Linked DNA regions of Homo sapiens: region 2 is linked to region 1. The links are chromatin loops, found by intact Hi-C in ENCODE. Cell type or tissue: Caco-2. All regions are shown on one strand. Links, peaks and the distances in the headings refer to the core of each region. The heading gives the core; the rest is flanking DNA.

Evidence for each region. Hi-C counts contacts between places; a loop is a spot of excess contacts. Peaks named below come from ENCODE experiments on the same cell type or tissue, not always from the same donor. Only the 100,000 strongest peaks of a DNase experiment are listed, where the experiment ranks them.
Region 2: it touches region 1 in a loop (14-fold over the local background); 24 of 110 quality-filtered maps call a loop at or near these places.

The regions. Positions count from the first base shown.
Region 1 is chr15:59,500,563-59,503,483 of GRCh38, forward strand. The region is part of intron 4 of FAM81A (family with sequence similarity 81 member A); the gene reads left to right. Among named protein-coding and RNA genes, the nearest start is that of FAM81A, 64 kb to the left of the region's middle. In Caco-2, for the core only: a CTCF peak has its summit at 1,169 (motif pointing left); a DNase peak (open chromatin) is centred at 1,119.
Region 2 is chr15:58,956,271-58,959,191 of GRCh38, forward strand. No RefSeq gene overlaps it. Among named protein-coding and RNA genes, the nearest start is that of SLTM, 24 kb to the left of the region's middle. In Caco-2, for the core only: a CTCF peak has its summit at 1,258 (motif pointing right); a DNase peak (open chromatin) is centred at 1,291.

The DNA.
Region 1 (2,921 bases), core at 180-2,679:
AGTTGCTGGGATTACAGGTGTAAGCCACCATGCCTGGCATCTTCTCTCCTATTATTCTCATTATGCATATGTTGGTGCATTTACTGGTGTCTCATTTTTTTTTTTGGAGACTCTCTTCATTTTTCTTTCTTTCTTTTTTTCATCTCTGTTCATCAGACTGCATAATCTCTAGCCACCTATTTTCAAGTTCACTAGTCTTTGTTCTACCTATTCACGTTTTCTGTTGAGCCCCTCTATCAATTTTTTGTTCCAGTATTTCCATTAGGTTCTTCTTTTTCTTTTATAATTTCTATAGCTTTATTAATATTTTTTATTTGAAGAAACATTGTTATTATACATTCCTTTACTTTTAAAATTGTGGTTTCAATCATCCTATGTTTGCTCATTCTATATTTATATTAGCTATTTGAAGTTTTCTTTTTTAAAATCTGACATCTATGTCCTCTTACAGGCAGTTGGTTTACCTGTTTTTTTCCGCCTGAGTATAGTTCACATTTTCCTGGCCATTTTAGATAATATATTGTAGCAACTCTGGATACAAGCCCTCTAAGCTTGTTTTTGAGGTTGTTTGCATGTTTATTTGTTTAGCGACTTGAATGGACTCTTTTAGTGATGTCTGTTTATCCTGTAATATGAAGCCTCTGATGTCACTCCTCAGTACAGTTTGGGAAATGGGCACAATTATTTGCAATGACAGTGGTTTTGGAAGGGCTCTGTTTGACTGTCTCTTTCCCTGATATTTTATTAGGTTATCTTCCTCTGTTGATATCACACCCAAATCTTAGGCTCCACTAATTGCTAGCATATTGCTATACTATTTTTGACAATGCCCTGGGACATAAATTGTCGTATAGTCTGATGGTACTATAATTAAATAACTGCCAGCTATAAAGGGCTTAATGATACATATATATATAATAATTATGTATATATACAAAAATTACAATAATATGGAAAATGAGCAACCAAATTGATGTTTTAAATGTCATTGGGTTTGGTATGTTATGCTACTATGTCATATGCTGACAGAGAAGTTCTGCATCAGCGTGTGGCCCAAGTCATACCCTTTAGACGTTTGGGACTCTCTAGATGGACTTCTGACCACCAGTGATTAGGTAAGCCTAGCAATAGAGTCACTCTGCCACCTGATGGCCACAACCTGGAATTGTATCTGGGAGGTAACAGCTGTCTAAAGACCCAAAAAGGGAAAATTTGGAATGAGTACATTATTGTTCATCATGATGTAAAGCATTAAGGACGAATAGGAAAACTGGTTAGATTCATTGCAAATTCTTGTTTAACTAAAGCTGTTGAGCCATATGCGCAGTTATATTAGAGCCCTGAGGCTGTCTTTTATGAGTTTTTTTTAAGACAGGAATGATGTCTTTGATTTAACGCTAGATGAAATAGCAATATTCCTTTCCTTCTTTTATCTTAAATATATTTTTATTTTGAAATAATTTTAAATTTATAAAAAATTACAAAACTCACCAATTGTTAACAATATGTCACATTTACTGTATTATTCTTTCATGCATGTAATTTTTTTCTGAAACATTTTAGAGTAAGAACATTATTTTTATTTTTTATTTTTTTCTTTTTCTTTTTCTTTTTTTATTTTATTTTATTATTATTATACTTTAAGTTTTAGGGTACATGTGCACAATGTGCAGGTTAGTTACATATGTATACATGTGCCATGCTGGTGTGCTGCACCCATTAACTCGTCATTTAGCATTAGGTATATCTCCTAAAGCTATCCCTTCCCGCTCCCCCCCCAACAACAGTCCCCAGAGTGTGATGTTCCCCTTCCTGTGTCCATGTGTTCTCATTGTTCAATTCCCACCTATGAGTGAGAATATGCGGTGTTTGGTATTTTGAAGAACATTATTTTTAACATAAAAAAACCAGAGTTGACTTCACTGTGTGTGTGTGTGTGTGTGTGTGTGTGTGTGTGTGTGTGTGTTTTGAGACAGAGTTTCGCTCTGTTGCCTATGCTGGAGTGCAATGGCGCGATCTCGGCTCACTGCAATCTCTGCCTCCTGGGTTCAAGCGATTCTCCTGCTTCAGCCTCCCGAGTAGCTGGGATTACAGGCGCCTACCACCACGCCCGGCTAATTTTTGTATTTTTTATTTTTTAGTAGAGACGGGGTTTTACCATGTAGGCCAGGCTGGTCTCGAATTCCTGACCCCAGGTAATCCGCCCACCTCGCCTTCCAAAGTGCTGGGATTACAGGCGTGAGCCACCGCGCCAGCCGTGTTTTCTAATGGGAGTCTTTGGTATCTTACCTTGTGCTCTTCTCTGTGTCCCCTGCCCAGCCTGCTTCTTTTTTTACAAAAGTACACGAGGGATGTGTGCTGGTAGGAAAGAATCAGAAATGCAATTAAATATACAAAATAAAAATGAAGCCTGGCCAGGAGTGGTGGCAGCACTTTGGGAGGCCGAGGTGGGTGGATTACCTGAGGTCAGGAGTTCTGAGACCAGCCTCGCCAACATGGTGAAAACCAGTGTCTACTAAAAATACTAAAATTAGCTGGGCCTGGTAGTGGGTGCCTGTAATCCCAGCCACTCAGGAGGCTGAGGCAGGACAATCGCTTGAGCCCGGGAGGTTGCAGTGAGCTGAGATCGTGCCACTGCACTCCAGCCTGGGCAACAGAGTGAGACTGTCTCAAAAAAAAAAAAAAAAAAAAAAAAGCCTTACCACCTCTTGGCTCTGTTTTACTCCTTAGAGGTAACTAATGTTAACAGTCTGTTGTCTGTCCTTTCAGACTTTTCTCATAAGTAATAATAAGATAATAGTTTATTATATACAATGGTAGAATGGTTTGTAGTCTAATAAGTTTCTTTACAGTGTGATTTTAACTTTACAAAGTATTATATATACTATTCTGCAACATAAGTTTTTCCACATAACATGTGG
Region 2 (2,921 bases), core at 278-2,777, 540 kb before region 1:
TCAAGTGATCCTCCCATCTCAGCCTCCCCAGTAGCTGAGACTACAGGTGTGTGCCACCATGCCTGGTTAATTTTTGTATTTTTTGTAGAGATGGAGTTTTGCCACGTTGCCCAGACTAGTCTCAAACTCCTGGACTCAAGGGATCCACTGACCTCATCCTCCTGAAGTGCTGGGTTTACAGGTGTGAGCCACTGCGCCTGGCCTATTTTCAATCTTTCTATGTTGTTTCAGGATTATCTTCTGTAAGAAGTATGTGGTTGGATATTTTTAATCCATTGTCTGAGTTTTTCCTCTTTAGTACATGAGTTTAATGCATTTGCATTTATTGTGATTACTAATACCTTTAACTTTATATGTGTATATTTTATGATTCTGGTACTTTTTTTTTTTTCTCTTTCTCTGCTTTATGTTGGATTATTAACATTTTTTATAGTTCCCCTTTGATTTTCCTTTGCTAGTTTGGGAACTATAAGCTATATTTCTCTTCTTTTAATCATATCCTTAAATCTTTAACTTCACTAATTTGTATCAGTTATCTATTGCTGTCTAATGAATTATCCCAATATTTAGAGGCTTAAAACAACAATAAACATTTGGCTGGGCACGGTGGCTCATGCCTGTAATCCCAGCACTTTGGGAGGCCGAAGTGGGCAGATCACTTGAGGTCAGGAGTTCAAGACCAGCCTGACCAGTATGGTGAAACCCCATCTCTACTAAAAATACAAAAATTAGCTGGGCGTGGTGGCAGGCACCTGTAGTCCCAGCTACTCGAGAGGCTGAGGCAGGAGAATCGCTTGAACCTGGGAAGCAGAGGTTGCAGTGAGCTGAGATTGTGCCACTGTACTCCAGCCTGGGAGACAGAACGAGACTCAGTCTCAAACAAACAAGAAAAAAACAATAAACATGTATTATCTCACCCAGCTTCTGTGGGTAATAAGTTCAGGAGGGGCTTAATTGGGGTGCTCTGGCTTGGGATCTCTCATGACTTGTCAAGATGTCAGCTGGCCTACAGTCATTTGAGGCTTCACTGGGCCTGGAGGACACTCTCAAGGACCCCTGTAGCTGGCAAGTTGTTGGGGCAGGAGGCCTTAGTTCCTTACCATGTGAACCTCTCGATACAGCTGTTGGATAATCCTCATGATATGGCGTCTGGTCTTCCCTAGAGGAAGGTTTCTCTACCTCAGTACTATTGACATTTTGTACTTCATAATTTGCTGCTGTAGGGGGCCAGAGGTACTGTTCTATTTAGGATGTTTAACAGCATCCTTGACCTCTACCCACTAGATGGCAGTAGTGCTCCCAGTTGTGACAATCAAAAACGTCTCTCCAGACATCTCCAAATGGTCCCTGGGGTGAGCGTGGGGGACAAAATCATCCACAATTGAGAATCATTGCCATAGAGCCAATGCTTCGAGAGAGAGAGAGAGAGAGAGACCAAGGTGGAAATTGCCACATCTTTGATGAAGTAGCCTCAGGAGTCAAAGCCGTCTCACTTCTGCTATATTTTATCTGGCACACTGGGAAGCCAAGGTTAAGTGACAATACCAGGAGGTGAGGATATTGGGAGCCATCATAGGAGGCTTGCTACCACGCTACTTAAATATAAAAACTTCCAAAGGCTAAAGCTTTTCACTATCTTTACCCTTCTACTGAACCTTTTCATGCTATAATTATCCACTGAACACTCCCTATCCCTATTTTCTTATTTTTGTCCAGGGTTTCAGTTTAGTTTTAGTTTTAGTTTTAGTTTCTTCTAAAAATTATTTTTAGAGTTCACATTTAATTAAATTTAACAACATATTTTATCAAGTTCTATGTTCTCTCATGCCTTATGTCCTGCTCCTTTAAAGTTCATTTCTCTTGCTAACTCACACCATTTGGTAGTTCTTTCAGTGAGGCTCAGAAGAGAATACTCTCTCCCATTCTTTATATGCTGTTTCTTCCTCACTTTTTTTTTGAAACAGAATCTCGCTCTGTCGCCAAGGCTGGAGTGTAGTGGTGCCATCTCGGTTCACTGCAACCTCCACCTCCCGGCTTCAAGTGATTATCCTGCCTCAGCCTCCTGAGTAGCTGGGATTACAGGTGTGCGCCACCATGCCTAGCTAATTTTTGTATTTTTAGTAGAGACAGGGTTTCACCATGTTGGCCAGGCTGGTCTCGAACTCCTGGCCTCAAGTGATCCACCCACCTCGGCCTCCCACAGTGCTGGGATTACAGGCGTGAGGCACTATGCCTGGCCCATCCTCACTCTTGAATGATAGTTTAGCTGCATATAGATTTTTAGGTTGACAATTACAGTTGACGCTTGAAAAACATGGGTTTGAACTGCATGGGTCCACTACTACAGGGATTTTTTCCAACCAAACACAGATGAAAATACAGCATTAGTGGGATGTGAAACCCACTTATATGGAGGGCTAACTTCCTATATGCAGGTTTTCAGGGTAGGCTGTGGGACTTGAGTATGTAAGGATTTTGGTATATACCCGGTGGGTGGTGGGGGATCTTGGCACCAATCCACTGTGTGTACTGAGAAAAGACTGTATTTACTTTCAGCAATTTGAAGCAATATTCCTATATGTATAATAATTTTTAATAGATAATTTATTAGAGAGACTTTTAGCAATTTATCTATATCTTTGATGTTTTTCAGTGTTACTTTTTTTTTTTTTTATTTGTCCAGGCTGGAGTGCAGTGGCGTGATCTCAGCTCACAGCAGCCTTGACCAACTTGGGCTCAAGCCATCCTCCCATCTCAGTCTCCTGAGTAGCTGGGACTACAGGCGCACACCATCATACGTGGCTAATTTTTGTAGTTTTTGTAGAAATGAGGTTTTGCCATGTTGCCCAGGCTGGTCTATAACTACTGAGCTCAAGCAATCCACCTGCCTCAGCCTCCCAAAGTGCTGGGATAACAGGCGT